Linked DNA regions of Homo sapiens: region 1 is linked to region 2. Evidence: read pairs that join two places in POLR2A ChIA-PET (ENCODE). Cell type or tissue: GM12878. All regions are shown on one strand. Links, peaks and the distances in the headings refer to the core of each region. The heading gives the core; the rest is flanking DNA. Region 1 overlaps ERCC6L2 (ERCC excision repair 6 like 2). Region 2 has its middle 110 kb from the start of HSD17B3-AS1.

Region 1 (7,746 bases), core at 2,007-6,006, 250 kb before region 2:
ATTACCTCTGAAACTGACCCAACAGTCCCACAGACAGTTTTGTTTGTTTGTTTGCTTGTTTTTGGATAAACATAGAAATTGACCCTTCTGGTCCTAAAGCTTTAAACTTGTATTTGTTTTATCTGAGTTCCTTCCTCAGGAAAGGACCCCCAGGCCTCTCAAAAAGTATCAAAGAACTGAAACTCACCAGATCGTAGAATTCAGACAGTGAGACACCAGGCCTCTCATTCATCAGATTACTTCCTTAGCCCTCCCAACTTCCTGTTTTCCCATACATTGTTACATTTCTTCTCTGCTGTAAAAACTCCTAATTTTAATCAGGGAGATGGATTTGAGACTGATCCTTGGCTACAGTGCCTGATTAAAGCATTTTTCCTTGGCAATACGTGTTGTCTCAGTGATTGGCTGGCTGTATGGTGAGCAGCAGGTCTTAGACCGAACCCGTGGTGTTTCAGTAACGCCATCTGTGACCAAGATTACAGATGAGTACTAGAGGAAAATTAATAAATTAATTAAAGCCCTGCTGTAACTGTTTTCGCATATACTTCTACTGTTTTTGCCTGTGGTAGAATGTTTGTTACCACAATTCTTTGATTAGCCAGTGCATGTTCAACTTCAAAATAAACATGAGGCTGGGTTTGGTGGTTCACACCTGTAATCCCAGCACTTTGGGAGGCCAAGGCGGGCGGATCACGAGGTCAAGAGATCAAGACCATCCTGGCCAACATGGTGAAACCCCATCTCTACAAAAATACAAAAATTAGCTGGGCATGGTGGCCCACGCCTGTAGTCCCAGCTACTTGGGAAGCCAAGGCAGGAGAATCTCTTGAACCTGGGAGGCAGAGGTTGCAGTAAGTCGAGATTGTGCCACTGCACTCCAGTCTGGCAACAGAGTGAGACTCTGTCTCACATACAAAAAAAGAAGAAACATGAGGGTACTACATACAAAAAGTGATCTGTTTGGGAACCACCATCCTGCAGCTTAAATACAATTCGAATTCAAATTCTTGCGCACATTTTAGTCTCAAATTTGAAGGCTGTCTTTCATCTCTGAGGCCCATGTTACAAAGAAATTTACTTTATTTTACAGTTCATAGGATTATTTTTAAAGGAGCTGATTTTACTGCAGAATTTTCTATTCCTGATACACTGTAATCATTGAAGGACTTGGAGATGTTCTGGTACATGCTGTTAGTGTGCTGTGCAAGTCTTTGAGGGAGTACCGTCTGAAGATTAGGAAATGGTTTCTGCACTAATTTTGATACTCAGATGGATTTGTCTGATGCTTGGGGACCTAGTTCTCTGGTTACTGTTGTTGTAACTCAGGGAATAATTTCTACATAGATAGGTGGTTTGAAAGACCCATTTAAGGTAGAGCTTCTATAGATAGATAAAGCTTCTATAGATATGACTAAGCCAGTTGAAGAAATGTGAATGATTACTGTGTTAACTAAAATTTCAGAATGTAGTAAAATTAATTGATAATGAAAATAGACCATTGACATTTACTGTTTGAGCTATAGTTTTATCTTCTTTTCTTCTTTTTTTTTTTTCCTGTTTCTTGATTTCATCCCTTTAGTTTCCCCCTTTTTATATTCTAATTTGGCCATGATATGAAACTGAAGTCTTTTTAAAGCTTGTTTTACATACCAAATAAAGTTTCCTTCCCTCATTTCAAATTTAAAAGTAGGTGAATTTAATATTTTACACTCTACAGGGGATGAGAATTGAAAAATGTCCATTTGTTCTAGTGACATAGAAATCATTGGTATGCTGAGCAAGAGCCATTTTGCTGGAGCTTTCAGACACAAGCCATAATGGAGTAGGTGAAGACGTGGACATAGAAAGAACGTATATTTACCTCTTTAAGAAATATGGCTTCGAAAGGGAATAAAAGTGACCTAGTAGTAGGTGAAGAGAGAGACGAGAATTTGAGGGGGTTTCTTTTTTGTTTGTTTTGTATTGTTTGGGGGTAGGAAAGACTTGAGTATTTTTAAGGTGAATTGGAAGGACAGATCTGGTGAAGAGGGCACAGATAAATATGCAACATACATAATGATATGCCCACATATACATGTACTTCTGTAAACACACACACAAACATACATATGCAAAAAATGGAGTCACATAATAACTACTATCTTATAAGCAGGTTGCAGATTTTTTTTTGTCAAAGATTATGAACTAATTTTTCCCGATACCTTCTGACATTTTTCTAAAACATAGAAGAGTTAAAAGAATGGTACAATGAAAAGCCATATTCTCACCACTTAGATTCTGTTAATATTTCATTATACATGGTTTTGTAATATCCATCCATCTTTTGTTGCATTTTAAAATAGCAGACATTAATACATTTTATCCCACATACACATATCCAAGAAAAGATCATCACAGCCAAGACGATGAACATGTCTATCACTCCTAGATTTCCTCATGTCCATTGTGCCCTTGATATGTTCAACACCATGCAGTTCATCACCTACTATTTTTGGTTTTAGTGGGACTGAAAAATTAAAGATACTTGAGGAAATTTTAATACAAAATCCAAGATTTTTATGACTATCTCCCAATATTTCACAGAATTTTCACATCTAATTCAACAGGTAACTTGAAAATGAATCCCTTTTGTACATTTACGTGATAATTAGCTAGTTTAAGTACAATAAACAATTTCACTGGAGTATACAGGTTTGGGAACCTGACCTTTGGTAATCAGACAACTCAGTGATAGGAAAAGAGGTGAGTGGGTGCTTACCATGGAGTAGTGGTTCTCTAAAGTGGATATTTGGGTCAGCAGCATTAGTGTCACCTGGGAACTTGTTAGGATTGTAAATTCCGGGGTCTCACTGCAGACATACTGAATTGTGAACTCGGTGGGAGTAGGAGAGGATGGCAATCTGTGTTTTAACAGATGCTTCAGGTAATTCCAAGGCCCACTAAAGTTTCAGAGCCTTTGCTCAGACGGTGTGTTTTTCAGAGGGTTAGAAAACTTTGATTAATCTGGTGAGTTCAGTGAACATTGGTTAAGGGATGTTTGGTCTACGTGAATCTTTTTTGTTGTTGTTCTCTTTTTGTTTTTTTGAGATGGGGGTCTCACTCTGGCATTCAGGGTGGAGTGCAGTAGCGAGATCTCGGCTCACTGCAAAGTCCACCTCCGGGGCCCAAGCGATCTTCCCACCTCAGCCTCCCAAGTAGCTGGGACCATAGTTGCTCACCACCACGCCCAGCTAATTTTTTGTATTTTTGGTAGAGATGGGGTTTTCCCGAGTTGCCCAGGCTGGTCTTGAACTCCTGAGCTCAAGTGATCTGCCTGCCTTGACCTCTCAAAGTGCTGGGATTACAGGCAGGAACTACTGTGCCTGGCCTCTGTGTTAATATGTATACATAGGATGATGATCATTTCATTTAAAAAAAAAATACATTTAGAAATGGAAATGATATTAGAGATAATTTTGTTCAGCTTTTTAACTTAGTACGTAAAACAGGCACAGGAATGACTTCCCTATCTAGGGTCAGGCACAGAAGTAATAATTTTCATTTCTATTCTAGAACTGTTATTTTTTTCCTCTTCTATCATCTACTGCCTTCTTTTGACTTAATAATACAGTTAATTAAAAGCCTTTTACTCAACTTTTAACCATTTGTTCAATTGGTTGACATTTGATAAGTACTCACTCTGGGCCAGGCACTGTGATTGGCACTGAAGAGCCAATATGAATATAAATGCATATAATACCTACTGTGATGGTTACTAGTGAGTGTCAACTTGATTGGATTGAAGGATACAAAGTATTGATCTAGGTTGTGTCTGTGAGGGTGATGCCAAAAGAGATTAATATTTGAGTCAGTGGGCTGGGAAAGACAGACCCATCCTTAATCTGGCAGGCACAGTCTTATCAGCTGCCAGCGTGGCTAGAAGTAAGCAGGCAGAAAAATGTGAAGAGAGAGACTGGCCTAGCCTCCCAGCCTGCATCTTTCTCCCATGCTGGATGCTTCCTGTCCTTGAACGTCGGACTCAAGTTCTTCAGTTTTGGAACTTGGACTGGCTCTCCTTGCTCTTCAGCCTGCAGACATGCTATTGTGGCACTTCGTGATCGTGTGAGATAGTACTTAATAAACTCCTCATATATCTCTATTCCATTAGTTCTGTCCCTCTAGAGAACCCTAATACACCTGCCTTACAGAGTTCACAAAAGAGTAATAAAAGGAAATGAGGCCAAGAGTCATCTAGTCTGGTAAGTGGGTTGGGGGGGAGAAACAAGCCTGCCTGGGGGTGTCAAAGAAGACTCCACAGGGAAATTGGTGTTTTCATACTTTGCTTTTGGAAACCCACCAAACTTTGAGTTTTGAATTGAGTTTTAATGAATTTTATTTTTTACTGAAGGCATAGCTCTAATATAGTATTTGAAAGGTTTATCACAAGAGAAGAGCTCAAATTCATTGAATCAAAATAATTTAGTTTTTAATGGTAGTGTGGTAATTAGCTTTTACAGACACCAAAATCTTAAGGACTACTATTAAGCAGATGCAGTAATATGTCTTACCATATTATTTTATTTTCTCATCTGCTATGCAAAGAAGATAATAGTACTTTTTGAGTAGCAGAGATAGAATTTTGCAAAGCATGAAGACATTCTTTGAATTTTTGTTTCTATATTATTAGATATTACATTATTGAAAATGTCATTACTGAAGGCTGTCTTATTAAAAAGATGTATAGTAAACCTCACTCTTGAGAGAAATGGGATTGCTGATAATTAAAGGTTTCTTAGGTTATTTTCAGTACCTTTTTTGGATAATAAGATCTTCAGTAGATTCAAAACATACTAAAATATGAAGGTTCTTGGGATCTCAAGTCATGTTATTCACTCAGGAATATAGTAATAAAGAGAAAAATAATATTGTCTTTATTTTCATTCATTGAGAAAATGCTATAATATCCAGTGTGGAAGGTTAATTAGCCCCCAGATCCCTGAGCCCTTTTAAGCAGAAACAAAAATGTACTAGTATTTCACAGATAAAATTGTATTTCTTCTTTTGGCATGTAGTTCTGATTTTAGGGGAGAGCTTTGTAAAGATAAGTGAGCTAGACCCCATTTCAAAACAGCACTTTGTGGTTTTTTTTTTTTTTTCAAAGCGAGCAAAAATACTTTTGAAGTGTGGTTCTGAACCACTCTCTCTGTACCTTTGTATCTCCCAGGAAGTTGAAAAATAAGGTAGTAAACATTTTTTTCTTTTTGTTCTGTAAGAAATAGACAATTTTTGCTATGCCTTCCTCTTCTGGTCTAAGGGAAGGTTTATGCCCTTTTTCCCAGCCTCAGATTTACTCAGTATGTCATGAGCTGACTCTGTGAGGAAAGATGACTTATAAAACTGTTGGCTTGACAGAGTTTAGAAAGGAATACATGTAAAAACAGAAAGCTTTCCCAGAGTGATATTTCATTTCTGAAATGCAGTTTTTGGCCTTTCACTATTCTAGAGGTGACTGATTTAAATATTTGTTTTTGTTCTTTTCATCTATAAGCAATTTTAGAACTATTCCACAATAAAACATGTTCTGGCTTTTTCTTTGCAGATAAGTTTTGTAAACCTTCATTGTAAATGTGTCTTTAGTCTTCTGTGAATTAATATTTTGATAGACCTCTACTGGACCACCATAGTGTGGTAAGATGGCTAGATCTCCACCCAAAATACATATTTCCTTTGCCTTCTTAGAGTTTGGGCTAGCTGACAGAGACTGCATTTCCCAAATCTCCTTGCATGTCAGTGGAGCTTGTGACTGGGTTCCGCCAGCAGAAATAAGGGTAGAAGTGATGAGTGCCATTTATAGTCCTGGTCCATAAAATCCACCTGTGCTGTTCTTCACATTCTCCCTTCCCTAACTGTCTTTTGTGTATTGACACTTTGCTGCTAGCATTACCACAATACCTATTAGTATATTTTAATTAATATAATTAATATATAGCTAAGAGTTTGTTAGTGGTTTTAGCTAGCTTCTCCAGTTTGTATTCTCAACTAAAGTTTATTACTATTTCAACTTAAGTTTTTCGGGGGTGGGTGGATAAGTAGTGTTAAGAGGTAGTGTAGATGATTTAAATGAGATACAAAGATTTTTAAAAATCATTAGTGGATTTAGTGAATTAAATAAAGCTAATCTATACTTAGAGTTTATAAATTTAGCTGCCACATATGAAATATCTTCCAAAGATCTGAGATTCTTAAACACAAGGAACATTTCACATATCTTTGTTTTAGAGAATTTGACAAATGAAGTTAGAATTAAGATCGTATATCACCTTGGATAGATGAGCAAATTGAATTATGAATTTGCACAATTAGGAATATAATTTTCCTATAATGAAACAATCTGTAGGTGAGTTAAGAGCAAATCAGTGGATTTGATCTTATATTACCTCATTTAAATTGTTATGGTATCTAATAGGTATCTCTCTTGTCTTTTCAGTAGCCTTTGAGGACCAGTTGCCTAAAATTAAAAAGAGTATATCTGTCAATATATGTGTGTGTGTGTGTGCATGTGTGTATCTTTAATTCTTTAATTAAGGTACACTTAAACTGTAAAATGCACAGATCTCAGGTATACTACTTAATGAGCTTTGACAAATGTCTATGTCTGTGTAACTAATATACTAATCAAAATATAGGACAATTCCATTACCCTAAAAAGTTTTTTCATGCCCCTTTCCAGTCAATATGCCAATTACCTATACTTTTAATTATAAATTTTCTGTGATCAGTGTAAAGTTATATTCCAAAAGGTAGTTAGAACCCAAAATGTTATGCTTATTTACACCATCAAGGAATTCAGTAAATTCTAATATTAGGTGATGTATTTTTAAATAGAAAACATAACTTTAAAAATATTTATAAAATGAAAATTGTGAACATGCATCAAAGATCTTTTACTTAGGTGGTGTTAACAATATTTAAATTGTCCAATGCCTAAACTCAGTTATTTGTGGAGTATCCGTTCTCTTTCTTTTAATTTATGTTCTACATCAGCCAGTTTGCGCACATTAATCTCTCACTGGATTCTTTAGTAACTGTTTATTTTCTGTTCATTTGTCCACTTTTTTCTCAACCATGCTCCTTCAACACATCTCCTAACTACCTCTTCCCTGTCACCCCAAATCAGCTTGATTTCATACTACTGAATGATAGAAATAGCCTTTCATCTAGACTATTCCAGCATCTAGAAATAGCCTTTCACCTAGACTATTCCAGCATCTTGGTATTGAGTAGGTAATAAATATATTTTTATTGAATGTGTTAGTGAATTTTAAGTTGAATTGGATAACATTATGGTTCTATGGTTATAACTTATATTGCCTATATTTGCCAGGCTCTATGATAAACATTTTCCATTAAACATTCATGTTAATTAGATATTCTTGCCTCTATTTAATTGGTGAAAATATTAAAATTTATAGAAAGTTTATGTAAATTGCCCAGTGTCACATAGCTAGTATGAAACTGGTTGGTCAGACACCAAAGTCTTTGTGATAAGTCCTGCAAATTGACATGCGAATTTTGTTAGAATATTTTAAAACTTAGGACAAGTTTAAACCATCCTATTTTTCATCTTTTTATAATATTTTAGACAACATAATTTGCAAAAGCTACTTTGTTTATTATATACAAGATCATATGCAAGAAACAAAGCCTTCTACCTTAAGGAATGATGCCAGAAAAATAGCTAATGTGTTTTTGTTTTTTGAGACAGTG
Region 2 (7,746 bases), core at 1,449-5,448:
ACTCTCAAAAATCAGAAAGTTCCTATAAACATGATTTTTTTTTTTCGAGACGGAGTCTCGCGGAGTGCAGTGGCGCAATCTCGGCTCACTGCAAGCTCTGCCTCCCAGGTTTACGCCATTCTCCTGCCTCGGCCTCCTGAGTAGCTGGGACTACAGGCACCCGCCACCACACCCCGCTAATTTTTATGTATTTTTAATAGAGACGGGGTTTCACCGTGTTAGCCAGGATGGTCTTGATCTCCTGACCTCGTGATCCGCCCGCCTCGGCCTCCCAAAGTGCTGGGATTACAGGCGTGAGCCACCGCGTCCGGCCTATAAACATGAATTTTTAAGGTATCTCCATCCTTCATAGACCAGGTCTTCACTAAGTTCTTTCATTTATATTTTTTTTCCCAAATGTTTCAGAATTGAATAGGGAAATGGATGAAAACTTCTGTTTAATCGGTTCTAGAAGTTTACCAGGTACCCACTCTGAAATTCACAGCACTGACTTATTTGGTGGCTACAAAGAGATTGATGACTTGTTTTGTGCCTTGAGGATATTACACACTAATTGGAGGAATACAAAACCTGCATTTGTAAATCTAACCAAAAAAAAATGCCTATTCCGAAACACGGATCTGGACAAGAAGTAAAACTGGTGAGTAGAGGAGGGAGAGAAATCACCGAATTACTGTCTTGGGGAAGGTGGAATTTGAGCTGAATCTGGAGGACGGTACTATTTGGACAGGTGGAGAAGAAAAAGAGAACAGAGGTCATTCGAGGGAGAACAAACGGTGTGAGTCGGGAAAGAATAAGGTGCATTCAGAACACCACAGTAGCCTCATCAGACTGAGTTCCATGAAGCCAGAGAAGTAAATACAACAGGAATTGTGACTTTAGGTTGAAATGCACAGAGCTGCAAATACCAGGCTGAAAGTTTAACTTTTCTAATCATTGCTTGGCACTATTTCAGTTTTCCATTCATCCTTCTGTTATTATTTTACTTAAATGTGTGGTAAAACTGACTCATCTTTGGAGCCAAAAGAAAAAATATAGTGAGTGAGAGGAAGTATTTGACAACGTTTGCCTTTTTTGTGTGTGTGACCCTATTTACCTCTAGTAATGCTTTGTTTTTAATTGTGGTAAAATATCCATAACATAAATTTACCATTTCAACAATTTTTAAGTGCACAGTTTAGTGATATTAACCTCATTCACATCTTTTTGTGCAACCATGACCACCAGTCATCTCTAGGATTTTTTATCACCTCAAACTGAAACTGTGTCCCCATTTGACACAAGCTCCCGGTTCCCCCGTCCCCAGGCCCTGCTCATCACTGCTCGACTTTCGGCTGCTGCGAATTTGACTATTCTAGGGACCTCAGGTAGCAGAATCATGAAATATTGAAGCTTTCATGTCCAGCCTGTCTCCTTAGCATGTCTTCCAGGGTCATCTATGCTGCAGCGTGTGTCAGAATTTCATTCTGTTTTAAGGTTGAATGAAGTTTCATTGTGTGCACATGCTACATTTTGCTCATCTAGTCATCCACTGATGGACATTTAGGTTGTTTCCCTTTTTGGTTATTGTGAATAATGCTGCTATGGGTGTACAAATATCCATTGGAGTTCCTGCTTTCGATTTTCTGGAGTATATACCCAGACCCAAAATTGCAGAATCACCATCACAAAGATCCTTATGCTGCCTCTTTATAGCCACACTTGTCTCTCCCCATTTTCCTACCACCACCTTAACCCTTGGAAACCACAACTTGTTCTTCATCTCTGTGGTTTTGTCATTGTAAAATTATTGCCAGGTGCAGTGGCCTGCATCTGTAATCTCAGCTACTTGGAAGGCTGAAGTGGGAGGATCGCTTGAGCTCAGGAGTCTGAGACCAGACTGGGCAACACAGACAGACCCCATCTCTATAAAAATATATTTTTATTTAGTATAAAATAAAAATAGAGTCTCAGCTATTCAGGAAGCTGAGGCAAGAGGATCCCTTGAGCCCATAGTTTGAAGCTGCAGTGAGGCAAGTGAGGCACGATTGTGCCACCGCACTCCAGCCTGGGCAACAGACAAGATCCTGTCTCTATATAAAATCAAATCCTGCAGGCCAGGCATGGTGGCTCATGCCTGTAATCCCAGCACTTTAGGAGGCCGAGACAGGCAGATCATTTGAGGTCAGGAGTTTGAGACCAGCCTGGCCAACATGGCGAAACCCCTTTTCTACTAAAAATACAAAAATTAGCTGGGCGTGGTGGCTCATGCCTGTAATCCCAGCTACTCAGGAGGGTGAGGCACAAGAATTGCTTGAACCCAGGGGGCCGATGTTGCAGTGAGCCAAGATTGCACCACTGCACTCCAGCCTGAGCGACAGAGTGAAACTGTCTGAAAAAAATAAATAAATAAAATCATGCAGTATGAAATTTTTGAGGTTGTCTTTTGCACTCAGCGTGATTCCTGAGAGATCCATCCCAGTTGCTGTGTGCATTGATGCTGCTTTCTTCTTGCTGAGAAGTAGTCCATGGTGAGGATATTCCACAGTTTGTTTAACCATTCATTCACTAAACGACATTTGGGTTGCTTACCATTTGGGGTTGTTACAAATAAAGCTAATTTAAACATTCCTATACCTGAGTTTCTGTGGACATAAATTTTAATTTCTCTGGGATAAATGCCCAGGAGTGCAGTCATTGGGCCATATGGCATGTTTAGTTTTACAAGAAACTGCAAAACAATTTTCCAGAATGCTTATCCTATTTTACACTCCCACCAGCAACATGAGAGAGATCCACTTTCTCTACATCATCACCAGTAGCTGATACTGCCACCTTTTTCAAATGTTAGCTTCCCTAATAGGTGAGTAGTGACATCACATTCTGATTTTTTCAGAAGGGTTTATATTTGCTATACATCAGTTCACCTACTTTGCATTTCTTCCTCTTAGCCCTGCTTTTAATAAAGAAAACTCTTTCCACATTGTCTTCTCTTTCCTCACTTGATTATTCTTCGTGGGAATAAGAGAATTAAAGGAATGTGGAAAAGTGTTTCTCTTGCATTATATTGTCCTAAGAAGCCTCAGTTATCACTTGCTCTTACCAGTGCTTTGCAGTCACCAGGAATGGTAGAAAGCAGCGGCTGGCCAGAGGGCTGGCAGAGGCGGGGCTGTTCTTTGTGCTTGTTTATATTCATTTTCTAGTCACAGCTCAAGTTGTTTCACTTTCTGCTGCTCAGGGAGACGAGGGCAATGTAAATGTGCTTGCTGTTGTTTAAGCCTCCCGGACAGTAAAAACAAAAGCGGCCGCACTGCCTTTCCCTAAATAACATCAGAAACCCCTTTGAGAGCTCGTTGAACAAGATTTACACATTTTAAAGAGTTTTGAAGTTAGAAGGGGTCCTAGGCGAGGCCCTCGGTACACATTAATGATGTGCCTACTGTGTGCCTTGCTCCAGCACGGTCACCCAGTGCTGGGTTACAGATCTGCATAGGGATAAGTTGCAGTCCCTCCTTCCCACACTCTGCCAAGTGTTACAGAGAGGTGTGGGCTAAGTGCTCATGCAGAGATGTGACAAGCCACTGTTGGGGGTCTGGAGGATCCCACAGCTTACTCACTGCTCAGGAACTGAGGAACTCAGCCATCAACTCACCCAGAGCCTCTCCAGCCTGCCTGAGGCTGAGAATCATGTGGGGCACCAGAGGAAAATAGAAATTCCCAGATCCCACCCAAAGGACCTGGATCAGAATCTCTAGAGCAGGGACACAGGAAGCTGTGCTTTAGAGCAAGCTGTTCATAGGTGTTATGAACTGAATTGTGTGCCTGTCTCCCCCATTCATATGTTCAAATCTCCCCCTAGTGTGATGGTATTGGGAGGTGAGGCCTTTGGGTGGTAATTAGGTTTAGAAGGGGGCATGAGGGTGGGGCTCTCATGATGGGATTAGTGCCCTTATAAGTAAAGACACCAGACACAGGCAACACAGAGATGACCACGTGAGCACAGAGCCAGAAGGCGGCTGTCTGCAAGCCAAGGAGATGGGCCTCGGGAGAATTCAAACCTGCTGACACCTTGATCTCAGACTTCCAGCCTCCAGAACCCACATAGTGAGAAGACAGTCATGTGCAAGCCAGGGGGCAGGCCCTCACCAGGTACCAAATCAGCCAGCACCTTGATCTTGGACTTCCAGCCCCCAGAATTGTGGGAAGTAAATTCCTGTTGTTTAAGCCACCCTGTTATGGCAGCCTGAGCTAACATATTGACTAATACAATATGACTCTCAGGATTATCCCAGTTGAGAACTGTGCGTGCAATCCAGCCCTCTCATTACAGGTGAGGGAACTAATACAGCAAGGTTAAAAACCTCATCCTATGTCCCCACACTAGTTAAAGGCCTTCTCTAACTGCTAGACCAGTTCCCATTACACCCACTCAAAGTAGACAAGTAGTTTTCATCTGAATGCCAGCTCTGGCTGATGGTGGTGGCTGCCAAGAGGACTGTGTCAGGAAGGATTCTGAGGACAAGTCCAGGCTCAGCTGACCTTAGCACCATTGCTAGCCATCAGAACACAAGAAACATTATGTATTGGCAGGGAAGCTGGCACAGAGGATCCAGCTACCCAGGTTGAATAACGTGACAAGTGTCATGAGTGTCACTCATTGAGGACAGTACAATTTGAAACGTGGTTCATGGGCCGGGAGCACCAGCATTGCCTGGGAGCTTATAAAAAACTTAAATGTTCAGGTCCCACCCAGACTACTGAATCAGAATCTCTGGGATTCAGATTCACAAACCTGTTCTTATATACCCATGCACACTACAGTTTAAGAAATCCTTGGGCACGGCGTCTCACGCCTGTAATCCCAGCACTTTGGGAGGCCCAGGCAGGCAGATTGCTTGAGCCCAGGAGCTCAAGATCAGCCTGGGCAAGATGAGGAAACCTGTGTATATAAAAAGTACAAAAAATTAGCCCTGCATGGCGGCCCCTTCCTGTAGTCCCAGCTACTGGGAAGGCTGAGGTGGGAGGATCACTTGAGCCCAGGTGGTTGAGGCTGCAGTGAGCCATTATCACCCCGCTGCACGGCAGCCTGGTTGACAGAGCAAGACCCTGCCTCAGAAAAAAAAAAAAAAAAGCAACCCTGCCCTAGAAAATAAGGACAATAATATCAGTGTCTCCCCATGGTGACAAGTGTGTCCTCTGCCTGGCACCTCTGAAAGTTTGCTTCCCCTCTGGCTGCATGTGGAACAAATGGGACCCTTCAGAGACGTCCTGAGAATACCAGGATGTTTCTTCCAGCCCTCATCTCTCATAACCATTTTTAAAATGCCAGGGCTGTGTATTTTTAGTTGAGGACATCTGTATTTGCCAGCTCCAAGCCCACCCCTAACCACGTGGCCAGCATTGTGCAACTACTACACATCTTTATGACAAACCCTTCCATTTTCTGTTAAGTAATGTGTTTGGAAGGCTGAGTGAATCAGAGACAGTAAGCATTTGATTGCTTACATTATTCTGGTTCAAACATGGCTCGCGGCCCGGGACTAATTTATTTATGTTGGTATGGTACATTTCTGTTTCCCTTGGGAATTTGCCAGCACCCCATCCCCTCTTCCAGCTGCTCTCCCTTGGCCCGCCCACCCCTCTTGCCACTTTTGTTCCCGGTCTGCCTCTCCTGTGGGTGGAAAGTTTGTGAAGGATGCCCCATCAGCTGCCTCCAAGCCAGAGACTCCCCTCTCCTGCGTGGTTGGCTATTTCCCCGCCCACCCACAGCCTCAGGCCCAACAAGGCGGGTGGGACTTCTACCTCCTGGCAAGGTCAGCGTTTCCCACCAGGGGCTCACTTAACCCGGTGGATGCGGGTCTGGGGTCCTGCCAACGGGGCACTTGAGGAAAAGACAGACAGGGATCAAGACCACCTACCCTTTCTCTGGAGTCACCAGACCTACACACTAAATCTGCAGCGGGTTTTGCTCGCCATCACCCTGGGAGGTGGGAAGAGCAGCCCCCGACGACGTGAAAGAATCAGTATCCTATTACAGGTCCCCGAGCCAGGCCCCCATTTGCAAAGGCAGCCTGTTGTGCATATGGGATGGAAAATGCATCCTGGCAAAACACAAAAAGTAAATATTTAAAGGGAAAAAAAGCGCACACAAGGAAACAAAATGCCTTGCCTTTCTGCTTCCACGGTCCGCCGCCAAGTCACCCCCGCCCTCGCCGGCTGGTGTGGAGTGTGCCATATGGTTTGGGACAGGGATTAAACCCCTCCGTGGTTGTGAAAAACATCAGTCCATTTGGTCTGGCCTTTCTCTCCCTGCATTTGTTGTTCATTTGCGAGTTTCTCACACCCCTGGGCCGACTGCCGTCAGTGTTTACAGGTTTTAGATTGCTGGTGGGATGGAAATCACCAGCCACCCAGCGCCTGCAGCGGATGTCTCCAGGAGGAGGCTCACGGGCCCCTGAGGGGCGCTGCAGAACAGAGCCCGTGACATGCATGACACAGAGGAGCCCACTTTTTAACGCTTCAGTGATAAATATTTCCCCCAAAACTCGGGGCAAACATAAAGAAGGATTTAGTGTCGACCGTCTCCACCTTGGCCTCCTCCTGCAGTGCTGTCGAAGTGGCGTCCTGAAAGCCGGGGGCCTTGCCCGGAACAGGGAGGCTTGGGCTGCGGCCAGGGGAGGCACCAGCAGCTGGAGCACACTAGACCAGAGCCGGCCAGGACAGAGCCTGGCCCGATCTCCCTCGGAGGTAGAACTGGACCCCCTTCATGCTCAGGCTGAGGAGCAGGGTAATAAGTTGTCATAAGAAATGAATGAAAGTATTTCATGCAAGGCCTGACGCTTCCTCCCCCCGATTCTGAGATGGCAGCACAGCACCCATGTGTGATCTGGGGAGACAAGCGGAGATGCAAGGGAACGCTTTTCCCACAAAAGAAGCCCCGATAAGCATCTCCTGTGTGTCCAGATCAGGCTTCCAAGTTTTTCTTCCGTCGCAGTTTCCCACCATCCCTCTTTTTTTTTTTTTTTTTTGCTTAGTGACATCACTAGAGACGGAGCCACATAGAGAAAATTCCCTTCCCTTCTCATTTCTCACTACGCTGAATCCGAGTCAGACAGGCGCTCTGTTTGATTTGGGCCCTGTCACTCATTTGGTGGGTTGTGGGAGATTGCTTAGCAGCAGTCACAGGCTCCTTTCTGCTGCGGATCGATGGGTGGGCTAAGGAGCCAATAGATGTGTGTTCATCTTTGAAGAGAGATGAAGGCACAATACAAAATCATCACATTTATTTTCTGCAGCTTCTAGCCTGGGTTCACAGAGAGGTTGTCACCCTTCTGATTTGGAAGTTTCCTGATATGGAGGTGGATGAACTATACTTCTTTATTGTAATAAATCATGCCTTGACCTTGAAGCAAAGGGCTTTAGGGACCTTAAGAAGTCATTTTTCCCCACCCCATCCCTGACTCCGCCCTCACTTCTGGTCCTTTGAGTACTAACTTTCAGTTTAGACATTTATAGGACCTTTCTATGTGTCACAATATTTCTAGAGTGATTAACACATACCACGGTTGTGCATGAGCCCAGAAGTGACTGTTCACAGCTGCACCCTTGAATGCATCCGAGGAGAGGCATGACCTCTACCCTATCCCATCACCATGAGCCAACCCCACAAACATGGCTACATAGGAACGGGACAATGTACCCCAAAATAAAGGAAGCCCCGGAGTGGGTATGAGGGATAATGAAGGAGAACTCACAAGAAATGCCCCA

The links. ChIA-PET counts read pairs that join two places held together with the same protein. Peaks named below come from ENCODE experiments on the same cell type or tissue, not always from the same donor. Only the 100,000 strongest peaks of a DNase experiment are listed, where the experiment ranks them.
Region 1: POLR2A ChIA-PET joins it to region 2 with 6 read pairs; 2 of 35 experiments call an interaction of 5 or more read pairs at or near these places.

The regions. Positions count from the first base shown.
Region 1 is chr9:95,882,949-95,890,694 of GRCh38, forward strand. All of the region lies in intron 2 of ERCC6L2 (ERCC excision repair 6 like 2), which reads left to right. Among named protein-coding and RNA genes, the nearest start is that of ERCC6L2-AS1, 11 kb to the left of the region's middle. In GM12878, for the core only: no CTCF peak of the experiment used is centred there; no DNase peak of the experiment used is centred there.
Region 2 is chr9:96,134,325-96,142,070 of GRCh38, forward strand. No RefSeq gene overlaps it. Among named protein-coding and RNA genes, the nearest start is that of HSD17B3-AS1, 110 kb to the right of the region's middle. RefSeq lists an enhancer at 3,043-3,337. In GM12878, for the core only: no CTCF peak of the experiment used is centred there; a DNase peak (open chromatin) is centred at 3,217; H3K4me3 peaks cover 803 bases; H3K27ac peaks cover 1,005 bases.